2 separate regions of the Homo sapiens genome follow, and region 2 is linked to region 1. A link is a loop called in an ENCODE intact Hi-C map of the cell type or tissue named here. Cell type or tissue: Calu3. All regions are shown on one strand. Links, peaks and the distances in the headings refer to the core of each region. The heading gives the core; the rest is flanking DNA.

Region 1 (8,288 bases), core at 1,632-6,631:
ACAGGAAACCTGGTTTAACTGAGCAGAGCTGGGAAGACTATTTTGAGAATGTAGCAAAAGATGAATAGAATTTAATCACTTGAAGAGTTAGGAAAAGAGTTTGCTGACTAGGCAAGAGCAAGTGCAAAGTCCCTGAAGTAGGAATGGGATTGGAATAGTCGACGGAGTGTGAGGGGTCTGAGTGACTGCAGTACAAGTGATGGAAGAACTTCATGCTCAGGTATGCCACTCACGATTTTATGGGTCATGATGTGCTTGTCACCTGCACACAAGCCCCATATAACAGACCATTCAAAGTCCCGCATCTTCAGTATCCAGATCAGTGTTTTCCAGTCTTCCTTGATGATAAGAATCCTCGGGACACTTGTGAAAATTCAGTTTCCCAGGGTCTTTTCTTGAAAACTGTGGTGCAGTGGGGCCATGGTAGGGCTCTGAAATGTGTAATTTTAAAAAATTGAGGTTTTTAAAATTTTATTTTATTTTTTTGGAATTTATTAATTTATACAATGTTTGGATAATTCTGAACTGATATGAAGAACAACAAATGGCAATCTATACAGTAGAATTCCCTAAACTCCCACATGTTTTGTTTTTGTTCAAACCAAACATTGCAGGCTGGTGTGCATATTAACCTGTCTTTGAATGTTGATTACATAAATCTTTGCTTACTCCCCAATTTGACCATAAAGCAATGAATCTCAACTCTGACTTATTGTCACAATTTCTACCCTTACTCCAAGACTCTCGGGTTATAGCCTGGGCATCTGTTGCTTTTAAAAGCTTCCAAGCTAACCTTGATCCTCAGCCAGGATTGCCAGTCACAACTCTTGAATGTTTGTGGAAGGAGGCAGTATGTCTTACTCTCTTTGCTGCGCTCTTAGTGCCTACTCTCTGTCCTTCAGCTAGAGTAGGTTCAGTAATTTGGTCAAGCAACTGACTCACCCTCCCTCCCTGCAGTATGATCATGTACTTGTAAAACACATGCAATCAATTATGTCCACCTCTGCACTCTGAGTAAGGACTGTCCCCGGAAACACAAGTGCAGAAACTGTCCTGTCACTGACAGAGCAATGTGCCATCCAGTGGCAGTGATCTGAAAACCCAGCTTCTGATTCTTTTATTGATATACATTTGTTTGAATGATATACATTTGTTCACATCTCAACAACCTTTTTTTAAAGGGTAAGTGTAATTTTAGTGTCTTTCCTAAAAATAGCAAGAGGTTAGTAGTTTATCAAGGAAACTTCAAAAAAAAGGTACAATGTGTTCACTATATTTTTTTAAAATACAAAAAGTTAGAAAAAGGGAGGAAGACATATATCATCTGTTAGTTCATGGCTGAAAATGACCCCTATTAATTGTAGCAGTTTAGGGCAGTAAGACATAGTACTGGACTGAATTAACGGTGATCGTCCCCAGAAAAAAGGCCAGAACAGAAAGAATATGGTAGATTCAGGACCAGGCAATGGTCACAATGACCAAGCAAGTGAGAACAACTGGGGGTCAACAAATTTGCAAAGAAAAGCTATGGGAATCTAAGAGTCTGTGATAGTCAGAGATCCTTGGGTACAGAAAGGCAGTTGGTACTATAAAAACCGTGATTCATGTAACAGGATCTAAATTGCTGAGCTGCACAAAGGGAAAAACACAACTCTATTCTAACTCTGTTCCAGTGGTTTGGAGCACTAGTCAGGTTATAGTAGGAAAGTAATCAAAAAAGTGACTCTGACCATGGAATAAGACAGGTTCATGTTACCATTGAGACCCAACTTGCAGGAGCCAGTTCAGAAGGCCAAAATTAAGATTCACAATTTACTTATTTTACAAATGGCAAGTGTTTATGCATTAATACCCAGAGTAACTTGATGCTGGTCCCAGTGTTTTGGACTTGAGTCCCCTAAATTTCTCCTGCTCAAATTAAGTATCATATTTCTAAGCTGAAAGTGAACATCTGAGCATGTGTTTTGACGGTCAATGTCTTTTGCTGCAGGAAAAGATACATATGTAGGCAGGAACGAAAAGAATGGTTACAAAAGATAGGATGAGTTTTTGAAATCTTATTTGCTATTTTGCAGCTATTTCTAACTTCTTAACTATAATTTTCTATTTTTGATTTGTTCCAGAAAGCATCACCTTCTCTTGTCAGGAACAGGGACTGACTGTTCCTCATATATGCCCTGTATTTTTCCACCTTAAAACTTTTGATTAAGTAGCTCTCTCCACCCAGAATGTCCTCCTCATTTTCATAAGTTCGAATTCTAGTTCTTTTCTGAGACTTAGCTTTTATCCTCCCATCTATAAATGTATTTCTGTTGCCAATTGTCACAACACTTTTCTATCAGTTTTCTCCTACTTTTACACACAATGCATTATTGAAAACATGTTAAAAAATCAATGGTACTAGAAGTCAAAAAACAGGATTAAATGTTTCATTCCCAATGTGCCAACTATATTATAAATTTTACTATTTATAATATAGTTTCATATTATAATAACTATATGGTTATTATAAGTATATTATAAATAAAATTTATAATATAGTTAATTAGTACATGATGATCTTGATAATATTTTCCAAGCATGTTATTCTCTTATTTAACAGTTGAGTATCTGGTTTATTGTCTTAATTTTCTAAGACAGTTTATTTTATAGATGTCTAAACTATAATTTAAAATTTTTGCACATGTGATAATGTATTTTCATAAATTTTATTGAATGTGAGACCAATACTTCTTTTATTTTTATTTATTTATTTATTTATTTTGAGACGGAGTCTCGCTCTGTCACCCAGGCTGGAGTGCAGTGGCGCGATCTCGGCTCACTGAAAGCTCTGCCTCTGGGGTTCACACCATTCTCCTGCCTCAGCCTCCTGAGTAGCTGGGACTACAGGTGCCCACCACCACACCCAACTAATTTTTTTGTATTTGTAGTAGAGACGGGATTTCACCATGTTAGCCAGGATGGTCTCAATCTCCTGACCTCGTGATCTTTCCGCTTCGGCCTCCCAAAGTGCTGGGATTACAGGCGTGAGCCACCATGCCTGGCCCAATGCTTCCTAATTTTAGTTTCTTTTTATATATTTTACCACTTGTATAAAACAGTAAGTCAAAATGCAGTTGAATATTTTATTAACTACACAAATAGACATTGCTATACAAACAGAGATGGAATACTGCTGAATTGGACCATTGACTAGCAGGTGTTAGCTAGAAAGACTAGTTCTTTACCCTTTGTCTGCAAGCTTGAATTCAGCCATTATAATATAGAAGTGACAATATATAACTTATGAAAGAGTAGATCACAAACAGTATGAACATAATAAGAATCAAGATCTTTCTCTTTGTGCTTTATAATACATTGTTTTGATATGACATTTAGGACTGATATTTAGGTGGTATTCCCTGGCACTCTATGACTGGTTGGTTCCCATGTACTGCTAATTATTTTGTATCACCCCCTCAATACCTGCATTATCTTCCTTGCTAGGTTGTGAATTCCTTGTATCTATCATAGCACCTAGCACAGTGACTTGTGGGAAAAAATCCCACTTGCACTGGTATAGCACTTAATTATTTTCCTAATACTTTTGGGAACATGATCTCCTTATATGTTAACAACAGCCCAGAGGTTGCAACAGGGGCCCAGGTGTGCCGAATGTCTACGGGGCGCAGGCAGAACACATGTCTTTGTAATTGAAAAATGAAAAAACAGAAGAATGGAGACAGGTGACATGCCAATATTTATAAACTAATAAGGTCAAACTAGGACATAAATTAAAAATTTTAAGTTCTTTGTACCAGCGGGTTTTAATAATGATTTACTGGATGCCTGTGTGAAACCTAAGTAGTCCTTGTTCCCTGTCCATAGTTAACAACTTTTCCCAAGGTATTTGGTACCCTGTCAGATTATGTCTCCCACAATGCTCAGGGCTGAGTCCATTCAGAAACATGAGGCACTGGCCTAGGGCCTTGCTACCAGTGTCTTCTTATTCATACCAAAAGGAAGCAGGAGGAATTATGTCACAAGTAAGGAAGTAGTTTGGAAACAATACAGGAAAATTGTAGTTTAGGTGTTAATACATACACATATATAAATTTCTAATGGGAACCATTTAAGGTTTTTCACTAAATAAAAAGGACTGCAACTATATTATTTTGGATTAAATGGTGGGAATTTAGCATTAAACAAAGTGAACTGAGCAGGTAAGAAATCTAACCCACTCCCTTTTTTTTGAAGGGGATTGGCATTAAAGCTTACTGTTGTAAAGAGCTCTAAGACTGTGTAACATTGCTCATATATAGATTTTTTTTTGTCATTGTGGCTTTTTATCTATGAAAGAGTTTAATCTCCTCTTTGAGGAAGAGAATAATCAGCTCTAACCTCATTGGGTAACTACTAAGTGATACTAACTGCCTTTTTGTGTATGTTGAGGAGGGCCCATGAAACCTGATGCTAACATGTAACTCTTAATAGGGGACAAAAGCTCTTGGAATATATTAAATTCCTCCTAATGAAAATCTGTACCTGAGAAAGCATGGATATTCTCTGATAAATTAATTTTCTCCAAAATCTGGAACTATTCCAAGATACATGTTTTTGAGCCAATATTTTAGTCAAAGAGTATTTACCCTGACTTATCCCAGTAAAGTAAATATTTCTCAATCTCCTGATCAAACATGTGTTGATATATTTTGCTTACAGTAATATGTAAGTGAAAGATAAATGAGTTATCTAACAGATACAAATGTTGGCCTTTAGTAATTTGGTGATGTCAGATGCAAATACTCTTTTCTCGATATTTCTTCTTCTTTAGTCAAAGACTTTAGACAAATAACAAGTTTTTATTTTGAACTACTATCAGTGAAGATAGAGTAGCACGCAATCCTAAAATGGGAACATTCTAGCATTTGAAAAGGAAATTCTGCAGTTAAGGAAGTTGAAAAATACTTATAAGAAACTATTTTAGAAGTTCAAAAGGCAAGATTTGGCTACTACAGACCCAGTGGGAATAAATCTGACTGAATATGTGAGGATACAAAGAACACATCCTTCTTAGGAAGAATTGAAATCCATTGTAAAGTTAGGTAACAATAATGACTTGTGAATTTCTGAGTTTGTTCTTCTCCTGGTAGAGAATACATTCCTCATATATCTGGCATAAGATAGCTTAATTTCCAGGCAAGAAGAATGCTTTCTTTTCCCCTTGGTAGTCTTCAGTGTGAGTTTCGCTTAACTGATGCTGAATAGAACACATCATAAAAGAATATTTGGTTTACAGGACTCTAATAGTTTTGTCTCTTATCTTTTCTCTCTTCTCTTGTAGGAGACAGGTTGTAAAGAATGGTTCTCAGTGCTGCTTTCATCATGAAAGACTGAAGAATCACTATTGGCTCATTTTATAGGAAAGAAATACTTTCACAGAAGAGCATGCCTATAGTAACTTTGGAAATATTCCACATCTTGGAAGAGCTGGCTTAGGATATAAAGAAACTTGAAAATAAAAAAAAATGGCCTAATCAGAAAATATTTAGTTTTTGCCATAAACTATATCAAACATGTAGACATAGTACACATGGACTTGCTTCTTTTGGTTTTCAGTGCCTGTAACTTATTAATAAAAGTCAGTGGAGAACATCTATCCTAAAATGTTTAAATATTTTTAGCTTGATTTAAGATGCATTTGGTTTGAAATAGGATATGTGGTATGTAATGGAAAACTGAAAGTGACATGAACAGAAATATTGATAATTAAGACATATCAGTTACAACATACTCATTGATCTCATTGATTTGAAAGTAATTTGCTCAGCATAATGTGTATTATCTTAACATTAATTTATGGCTTCTTGCTGATTGAGTGAAATTCAGCTTAAAATAAATCACCAGTGTCTACCCTGACAGCAATAGTAGGCAAAAAAAAGAGGACCGAAAACTGAGCAATTTTTCTTCCATATGTCTCTAGACTCTGTATCACTGTCGATTTAAAAAGTCAAATATTTGTGCTCTGTCTGGCTCAACTAAAGTTAAGTGTGGCATTGTACTGTTTGCTACCCAATAATCTGTGATTAATTTTCAGAATGACCCTTTCTATTTTTCTTCATATGTGATTTGCCAAGCCAATATTAAAACCACATTTGCTTAATCTTTCTCATGTTTGAGTATTCAAATACTCAGGAGTTCACTGGGGGAATCTGACAAATGATTTGAAGAAAAATGGACAAGTGTTCCTGGGGCAGGTTTTATGGGAAATGGGTGGAGGAAAGTGGTTGGGTGGGGATTTAGTTGCAATTTGTCCTAGATTCTTCTAGGTCTTTAGCCTTATCACATACTAGCAGGATATAATACCATTTTAGAGCTGGAATTATTCATTGTGTTGATTTTCTTGACACAACATCAGCAGAGTATTAGCTTTTGTGCTTTAATAATAAATTGTCAAATTTTCAGTGATATCAAGGACTATTTGGGAAGAATTATCTTATTTCTAGGAGCCAAAAAAAGGCAATACAGAAAATGTACAGAGAGGGATCACTCTACTATGAAACTTGGTTCAGCTTAATAATGGATTTAATCTTTTAGTCAGGAAATATATAATTTATGATCACTGCTATATAATAATTGCTTTCAAAATACTATAATTTCTTTAAATTTTGTTTTTTCTTTTGGAGATTAATTTTATTTATGTATTTTTTATTTTATTTATATATTTTATTGATTTTATTTTATTTTTAATTTATTAATTGTATTCATTTTTATTTATCTGCTTTTCCTATTTTTAAAGCCTGAAAATTTTATTATGATAAATATATTTTTATATAGAAAATCTAAAAAAATGCAGAAATCCATAAAGATAAAAATGAAAATGAATTAAAACTCCACAAATAGAGATTATTGTCTATTCTTACAGGTTTTTTGAAGAACATATACACATGTATTTGTCCACTCACTTATTAAATATTTATTGTTTGTCTATTATGAAGCAGATACTACCATGCTAGATATCTACTCTGTTAATTGAAAGTGTTTTTCCATTAACAAAGTTTGCAAGTTGGAAACACAGATGAACAAAAACTAAACAAACATATATTTAGTATTACTACTTGTGATACTAATATAAAAGAAACAAGCAATAAAGGTGCCATGATTGAGAATAACAGGGATGTGAGGCTAACTTAGCTAGTATGGTTGAGGAAGGTGCTACAGGGGAGGTAACAAAGATGAGACCTGGAAGCAAAGACAATAGCCATGGGCTTAGCAGGAAAAACATTTCAGTTGACAGAAACAACCTATGACCTGGTTATATAAAGAAATGTGAATGTTTGCCTTTGGTTCTGTTATGCCTAGTAATAGCTATTTGATTTCCTAGACCTAATCTTCTGAATGTGTTGCTGGTAACTTGCTAACTGGCTAGTCAGTAGATGACAGTGTTAATGGTGTTTTAATCATTTAATCCAATTCCAGTTTACGTGAAATATGTTAATGTGAAATATGCCTATTGTCACAAAAATTAACAACATAATGCAGAAAATATTGCCAAGATGGCATAAGATCAAATCACAAAGTTTAAGAAGGCGACATGTTCTGAAGTCACCATAGCTCTTTACTTCAGCTGTTTACTGTGAATGCTCACAATATAAAAAATACATTTTTCAATATATTAAAGCCAGTGTGTAGATATAACTGATTCTAAGGTACAAATGGCAATATCTTCTTATTCTTAAATTTGTACAGGACAATGTGTACTAAAGGAAAATAGGCTTTCTCAAAAGCTGAAAACCATATTTTTGTGAAGTAAATTGAGGTAGAGAGACTAGTCCAGCTGTTCCCTTATCTTTTATACATAAAGAGACATGGTATATCCAGTAGGTACCAGCATTCTGCATTCCCCTTTACAATTAACTCAGCAAAGAGCAAACACTTCATGTTTTATCCTAGAGAAATCTCATAATACTCTTTGTTTCATAAGAAACTGCACCTTAAAGATATAAGGCCTACAAGGAAGGAGAGGGAAGTAAGGCAACTTGTTGGACCAGGATCAGCTGAGAGCCTGGAAAGGATCCCTAATGTAAGAAGAGGGTAGTGATCTACATTCTCACTGCAGATTCCCATGATTTTAGCCAGGGGAGATCCCCCCAACCCTTGTAGGCCCTAAGACTATCATAGGCAGCTGCCTGAAGATAGTGCAATGGCATTGCTCCAGAGAGGGAGCTCAGGTTGAGTCCCACAAATCCCAGAGTCTTGAGCAGCTGCAGCGCAGCACCATTGTAAGAGCCCAGCTTTCATCAAACTGC
Region 2 (8,288 bases), core at 1,545-6,544, 110 kb before region 1:
GATAATGAGCTCCTAATTATTAATTTTAAGCAGCGCTATTAAAAGTGAGGTCAGTAGCATCATCCTCACTGTGATGTTTTTAGATAAGTGGATCAGTTCTCAGGGCCTCCAGACTACTTCATCAGAAACACTATGGGTGGGCTCAGCAAGCTGTGCTTTAGTTTAACAAGCCTCCTAGGTGACTGAGAAACACTAAACTGGACCATTCAAAGAAGAAAAAACTTAGTTAGTGATCCTAAAAATGTATTAAGATTATGATCACATTTGTCTTCCAATATTACTTAATAGACTCCACATTTTAAAATTATATTGGTACATTCAACTTGGATGAGTCTCAAGAGAATTATTGCAGGTAGACAAAGCCATTATCATACATAAGGCATGATTCCATTTGCATTACATTCTTGAAATGACAAAATTAAAGAGGGTGAAGCATGGTGAGGGGCCCGAAGGTGAATGTGGTAATGAAAGGGCACAATGAGGAATCCCTATGCTAATGGAGCTGTTCTGTATCCTGACTGTGGTATTAAATACACAAATCTACACATGTGATAGAATTGCACAGAACTGAATACACACACACACATATGCAAGCAAGAACAAGTTAAACTGGGGAAATCTGAATAAATCAATCGATTGCACTGACATCTATATTCTGCTTGAGATATACTACACTTCTGTGTTTTTTTTTTTTCCATTGGGGAAAATTGTATAAAGTTTACAGGGAACCTCTCTATTTTATTGCTTACAACCAGAAGTGAATCTACAATTATCTTAAAATGAAAAGTTCAATTACATAACAACAATAATAATTTAAATTTTATTAGGTTTAATTGTCATCAGTTTCCACAAATACTGATAGGAAACTGGGAAAATGGCTCATGGTCACTTGCACTCTGAATTTGGCAAAATGTTTCAATTCTCTTAGTTATAAGTGTAAATAAGGAAAAATATAATAATCATGCTAGATCAAGGGCATTTAATTTCCTATTAAAAAAAAGATAAAAAGACCAGGTTTAGAAATAGCTCTTATTCTCTTCAAAGAGTATTGTCTCCCATATTTCAGTCTTATTTAATATTGTATTAACTATTTCTAGGCTGGGTGCAGTGGCTCACGCCTGTAATCCCAGCACTTCAGGAGACTGAAGCAGGTGGATCACGAGGTCAGGAGTTCACGACCAGCCTGTCCAACATGGTGAAACCCTGTCTCTACTGAAAATACAAAAATTAGCCAGGCACAATGGCAGGCACCTGTAATCCCAGCTACTTGGGAGGCTGAGACAGGAGAATTGCTTGAACCCGGGCCGCACAGGTTGCAGTGAGCTAAAATCATACCACTGCACTTCAGCCTGGGTGACAGAGTGAGACTCCATCTCAAACAAAAACAAAAACAATGCAAGCAAACAAATAAAAACTATTTCTAGATAATAATAATGACAGCAGTAAAATATAGACATGCTTAAAGATTAAAATAATAGCATATATTTTAATTTTTAAATTTTAGAACTGGGTCCATTTTTATTTGAATGATAATCCTTTTTGGGAAACTAAAAACATTACTAGAAAACATTAGAGTGCAATTTCTGCAGAACAGATGTTTAAAGAACTGTGGGAATTCCTAATTATAGACGAGATTGTAGTTTTCAAATAACGACAAAACACAGTTGCTCAACAATACCAAATACACAAACACGTGCACAATTAATTAATGATTCTAAGAGGAAGAGTGTTCCTGGATCTTTGATAAATCACTGGAAATTTTACATTCTGACACAATTTCTCATATAACCAACCTGCTAATTGGCAACTCTAGGCTGCCAATTTTGTTTCTTTTTCTCCCCAGAGATCACCTGGAAGAAGCTCTTATGTTGTACCTATATCAAACCATTTATTTTGGCATCTTTTTGGAGCGTTGATTTTTTGGGCTTTATTGATTTTGACTTACTGGATGACAATTTTAGATGTTAACGAACTTTATTTGAGGCTTGCGTGGTATATTTTAACACAAACCTTTCATCTGTGAACTATTAAAGCCAATAAAGATTGGAGGATATAAGAAAGATAGAGTTGTTTATATTCTAATTCTAATCTTCTTTTTATTTATTTTGTTGACTTATTTCTGGATTTACCAGGGTAGGTTTCACTCTATTCAATATCCTCTTTTATCTGGGAATTAAAACCTACCACAAAAATTTACCAGGACTATTAGTATAATTTATCATACTTAGAATCCATAAACTACAGTTATTAATTCCCAAAATAGTAACTTTTACAAATTAAAATTATTTGCACATAGCTGTATTCAACATATAATATATCATTATAAACAACTTGTTTCTACTCATCTATTCAGGTCTCCTAGTATCCTACCAGCAAGGAGCAAAGTATTGCCTTAGAGATGGATATTTAGTGAATATAGCATGGAAACTGGAACAATATATGAACTGATAGCTTTGCTTTGGGATAAACTTCTCTGTTGGATTCTATTCTCAGAAAACTTCTGGAAACATATCTATGTGGTGTGTAGTTTGAGGGAAACTGTACTGCAGTAGTTACTCATACAATAAGAAAATTCTATATTCTAAAAATTTGAGACCAACTTTTATTTGTAAGTCTTTATGTTTTTACTGCATTTTGATAATCTCTTTATTTTTCAGAAGCATGACTATTTCTAACATGGACTTTGAGCTCCTTTTAAGACCAGTGGGAGAGAAGCAGTCTTTTATGATTTCTGTGCACTGAGTCATAACATACCAAGTTGCTGGTGCCAGAAACTCACACTAGACTCAATCCCCTTAAACAGCCTCTCCAAACAAGTCAATGAAGGGCTCCTAGAACTCTAATTTATGGTATCTCATACATCGATAAGAAAAGTGCTGGACTGAGTTCAGAAAGAAGGGTCAAATGATGACGATAAGAGCAAACAATTTCAAATTGTAATTGCAGCTGACTACAAAGTTGCTGGTAGAAAATACAAATCAGAGAGAACTACATAGTCATAACTAAGCCAGGCTTCCTTTTTTTAATTGCCTATTTAAAAAGACAACACTTTCACACTTGGGGGAAACTCTAAAGTGTTTGCATCTTCTCCATAAAATATACAGTTACAAAAACTAAGAGCTCCTTCTTGTCATGTATTTTCAAGGAGTGATGAGACTCTTTTATTTGAGCTGATTAAAAGCACTAAATACTTTTAGTGAAGGATAAAGTGTTCCTATGATGTTTAGTTACTGCTGTTAGCCTGCGCTGGACTTGAGCTGTCACATAGCAGTGCTGTATAGTTTCATTCTGTTATTCCCACAATAATGCAATCTTTCTAGACATCACTGTGCCACTTCATTGCTCGCCATTATCTGTTACCATTTAAATTCCTTCTCATTTTAACTATTGTAGTCTTTACAATTATTTACCAAAATTAAGGTAACAAATTGAAAGGGAAAATACAATGTCTCAAGTCTTACTTGCTTAGGAAGAGATTGAGTCTTAGTAGATTCGCTAGGTGATAGAAAAATTCCAAATATTAAAAAATACCTCCAGCATTAGTGGACTATAAGATGAAAAAGAAAAATAATGTATCTATGTCTTTTTGAAATAAAAAGAAAGTAGCTATTATATGTCCTGTTTCTTCTTCTGTCCAATTTATAACAGGGTGAATCACACTCAGTCAGGGAAGCTTTTTGCCCTATTTCAGACAGAATTTTCACAGGCATTTCTCTTATCTAAGCCTCTCTATGAACCTTCCCTCTATTTCTGTTACTTTATCTAATTTGGGAGATAAGCAGGCTCAAAAACAAACAAAAAGAGCTGCCAAAGAAATAATAGAGGCTTTGTCTCTTTTCTGAATTGGAACCTTCCTACCCGCTAATGTAGTCTAAATTAAAAAGCAGTGAGTCACCCTTTTCTATTATTTGCATGAATCCCACACCTGTTGTCCACCTTTGCAGAAAAGGTCACTCTGAGAGTGATGACTCATGCTGCCTACCCTCTTCAAGGACTTTCTAGCTGTCCATGCTCATCAATAGCATCCATAAAATTCATTCAACATGACACTTTTCTTCAGTCTAGGTCCTAGAAATCAGTAGACCTGCGCTGTCTCTGAGTAAGGATCTTCTTATTTGACTTAAATTCCCCTGAGTAATTCAGGTATGTGATGCTAACCCCAAGTACCCTAGAAAAAGCCTTGAAAGTCAGTATGTGTAAAGCAAACCACTTTTGATTTGTTAACAATTGAAAAGGCAATAGCATACAGTATCCTCCATTCTTTGTCAAGAGAAAATTTGAATTTATTCTGTTGTTATTGTTTAAGAGAAGTGAGATACTGTGATAAATTTACATTTTTGCTTAGGATGATAGCAATAGTTATCATGTACTACATGACCATTACTGTGTAAATGATTTAATTCACTATCATATTTGACCCTCACCCAAAGACATAGGTGCTGCAGTCTCCTTTTCTTTTCTTTTCTTTTCTTTTTTTATTATACTTTAAGTTTTAGGGTACATGTGCACAACGTGCAGATTAGTTACATATGTATACATGTGCCTTGTTGGTGTGCTGCACCCATTAACTCATGATTTAATATTAGGTATATCTCCAAATGCTATCCCTCCCCCCTCCCCCCACCCCACAACAGGCCCCGGTGTGTGATGTTCCCCTTCCTGTGTCCAAGTGTTCTCATTGTTCAATTCCCACCTATGAGTGAGAATGTGCGGTGTTTGGTTTTTTGTCCTTGTGATAGTTTGCTGAGAATGATGGTTTCCAGCTTCATCCATGTCCCTACAAAAGACATGAATGCATCCTTTTTTATGGCTGCATAGTATTCCATGGTGTGTATGTGCCACATTTTCTTAATCCAGTGTATCATTGTTGGACGTTTGGGTTGGTTCCAAGTCTTTGCTATTGTGAATAGTGCCGCAATAAACATATGTGTGCATGTGTTTTTATAGCAGCATGATTTATAATCCTTTGTGTATATACCCAGTAATGGGATGGCTGGGTCAAATGGTATTTCTAGTTCTAGATCCCCGAGGAATCGCCACACTGACTTCCACAATGGTTGAACTAGTTTACTGTCCCACCAACAGTGTAAAAGTGTTCCTATTTTTCCACATCCTCTCCAGCACCTGTTGTTTCCTGACTTTTTAATGATCGCCATTCTAAGTGGTGTGAGATGGTATCTCATTGTGATTTTGATGTGCATTTCTCTGATGGCCAGTGATGATGAGCATTTTTCATGTGTCTTTTGGCTGCATAAATGTCTTCTTTTGAGAAGTGTCTATTCATATCCTTTGCCCACTTTTTGATGGGGTTGTTTGTTTTTTTCTTGTAAATTTGTTGGAGTTCATTGTAGATTCTGGATATTAAAAGGTCTCTTTTTCCTGAAAGAAAAAAACTGAGGTTTGGGGAAATTAAACAGTTTATCGTCACACAGCTAATAAGAACTGGAGGTGTAATTTGAATCAAAGGCTTTTCTTCTCCAAAGTCTGTGTTCTTTTCCACCTTACTGTACTACCTCAGAAAAAAAGAATCATACTAATTCTGAATCCGCTTTAACTGAATTTATGATCATTTAGTCAGGCAGAGCTAGCATTTATTCACTCTTGTACTCTGAGGCTGAATTTATTAATTTAACAAATATTTACTGAGTGCGGGTTATGTACCAAGTGATTTTCCTCCTAAGTTCTTCAAATATTTATCAATTTTAGTAATATAGACACCAGTTTCAAGACATAATACTTATTTCCCAAGCCAAAATCAAAGACAATGACTTCATCTATTATCAGTTGTTGGAACATTTAGCCTATTAGAAACATTCTGTTTCTTCTTTCAGGCTTGAGTATGAATCTGAAATATTATACATCTTTTTGAAGCAGACTCTTTAAAGACCAAAATTCCTAGTTCCCACCACAAGATAATTAAAGCCATCACTATTGAAATTTTTTAAAACTTAAAAAAAACTTAGATTCCATGGTAGTTATGTTACACACATTTAAGTTGCATGCCTTGTAACTCTATGCCAAATTTAAAATCCCTTTTTCTCCATTTTGATGGAATTAAACTGCTTTTGAATCTTTCCACGAAGACCAGCTAATCTTACTACAAGTTTTCTCAATCTCTAAAATATGATGAGTGATATTTATGAGAAGAATCAGAAGAAGACTAAGTAAAGTTAATAAACAGGAAAGCAAAGAGAGAAGGACAAAATAATAGCCAAAGAAAGTAAATGAAATTTTAAAAGACTGGGAAGAAGTGAAGAAGATGCAAAGTAAGGGCAGATTTCTAAGCTCATGGAACATCAGGGGCAGCTTACAAAGAATCCTTTTTTTGCCTCTCTTAGCATGATCTTGTACATATATTGACAACTGAAGTTCATCAGTGAAAATCTCATTTTTGCTAGCCCTTTGCATGTCTCAAATAAATGAAATGAGGCTTATGGCTACTTGATAACAGTTATAATACAGGGTATACTGCTAAGGAGCTGTCATAGGGCCTTGCTGTCCCTGAGGTGCTCCTGAGCCATCTAGAGAATGAAATAGATGTAAAAATAAATAAATAAATAAATAAAATTAAATTAAAAAACCCCTCTCTGCTCTTTGCCTATCTCAGTGCAATCCTTCACTTATTTATTCCCTCATTCATAGTTGTTCATTCATTTAAGAAATATACACTGAGAACTAAAGAAAATCTACTGGGCTCTACACAACGATTTTTAAAAAGCACACACAGGATATTGCCTAAATACTTCCACATTAAATACCTTCTCTGAGTGTTTTACCGGACTGTCAACCCCAACAAATACAAAACTAAGCTCAGTTTGCTCTTCCTACCATGCCCCATCACTAATCACCCAGTATTTCCAACTCCACCAAATCTGTTCTTCCACTAATATCTCACATTTTTGTTACTGGTAAAAACCATACCTTTGTCATCTAAACTAGTAACCTCAGAGTCCTTTTCTGTTTTTTTTTTTGTTTTTTTTTTTTTTGGCTTCCTCTCTCTACTTCTCTAATCAGTCATTAGGTAACTTTGATTCTGCTGCTGATTCGATCTCCTTCTCTCCACCCTCTTATCATCTCTTACCTGAACTTAACTGAGATATGCTCCTATCCAATGTCTCCTCCAGTGCCTTTTTTTCCTCCCTTTATGTACATGGTAGCCTGAGCAATGCCCCTAAAATTCAAATTGCATCATATCACTTTCTTGCTAAACATCCTACTCCTCCTTACAAAACAAGAAACAACATCTCTTAAAATTATACAGAAATGCCTTCACATCTATTTTATTTACATATCTATCTACCTATCTAATCTTTTTAACTTTTATCTTAGCATTCTTTTCCATGAATGCTTGGCTTGCATTATGTTGTAATTTTCTTGAAATGTGTGTTAGAAGTCATGTTTTTAGTACTTTACTTTATGGGAAGTAGAAAATCGTTGAATTTATTTTAATAAGTCAGAGACAAGACCAGGGTGTGATTTACAGGGATGAATAGTAGCACTTTGAAAAATGAACCAAGAAGTTTCTAACTTGGAGGCTAGAAACTGAAGGAATGAGCTGCAGTAGGTGGTTACTGCAGTATTGTTGAAGACCTGAGCCAGGGCATGAAAGGAGATGAAGTGAGATGACATGCATGAGATAAGGTTATATATGAACTCACCTGAGCTGTTATGATTCATATTATCAGGTTGGTTGCATGGCATAACACTCACAATGGAAAATAGAAGGAGAAGAAAGAGTAGAGAATCTATTAGGCTTTTCTTAAAAGTTAATGTGAGGAGATTAGTAGAGAAGTGATATGCAGAAAACCACTATAGAAATAAATAAGAACCGCTTGCACTTAACATAGGCATTGTATAAAATAATATTTCTAAGATATTAGCGTATCTTTTGGTCACCAAATATTTCAACCATTGCTTGATTTAATTTTACAGTATTAATTTGTTAGCAAACATTTTATACAATTTTCAGGAATAAGTAAATTGCGAAGAGTTATACTTCTTTCTAATTTAAAGCCTGAAGAGTTATACTTCTTTCTAATTTGAAGCCTTGTTTTATGCTGAACACTGTATGCAGCCCTGTGGAAATAAATAAACACAAGATAATCCCTACCCTCAAAGGAAATTACAAACTCATTGAGGATTTTTAACAAGCAAAAAATAAATCTAAAATTTAGTCAATTAAGTAGAAAATTTAGGCCCCTAAACACTTTCCTCTTAAAGGCATATAACCAAAGCATGAAAAAAGGGATATTTAATTCGTTTTGCTTAATTTATTGGTTACCTACTAG

The links. Peaks named below come from ENCODE experiments on the same cell type or tissue, not always from the same donor. Only the 100,000 strongest peaks of a DNase experiment are listed, where the experiment ranks them.
Region 2: it touches region 1 in a loop (2.6-fold over the local background); 1 of 110 quality-filtered maps calls a loop at or near these places.

What each region holds. Positions count from the first base shown.
Region 1 is chr6:81,443,096-81,451,383 of GRCh38, reverse strand. LOC105377871 (a long non-coding RNA gene) reads left to right here. Exons shown (of 5, transcript XR_007059658.1): 5 at 5,324-6,142. Among named protein-coding and RNA genes, the nearest start is that of TENT5A, 310 kb to the left of the region's middle. RefSeq lists an enhancer at 1-19. In Calu3, for the core only: no CTCF peak of the experiment used is centred there; no DNase peak of the experiment used is centred there.
Region 2 is chr6:81,556,889-81,565,176 of GRCh38, reverse strand. No RefSeq gene overlaps it. Among named protein-coding and RNA genes, the nearest start is that of TENT5A, 190 kb to the left of the region's middle. In Calu3, for the core only: no CTCF peak of the experiment used is centred there; a DNase peak (open chromatin) is centred at 3,946.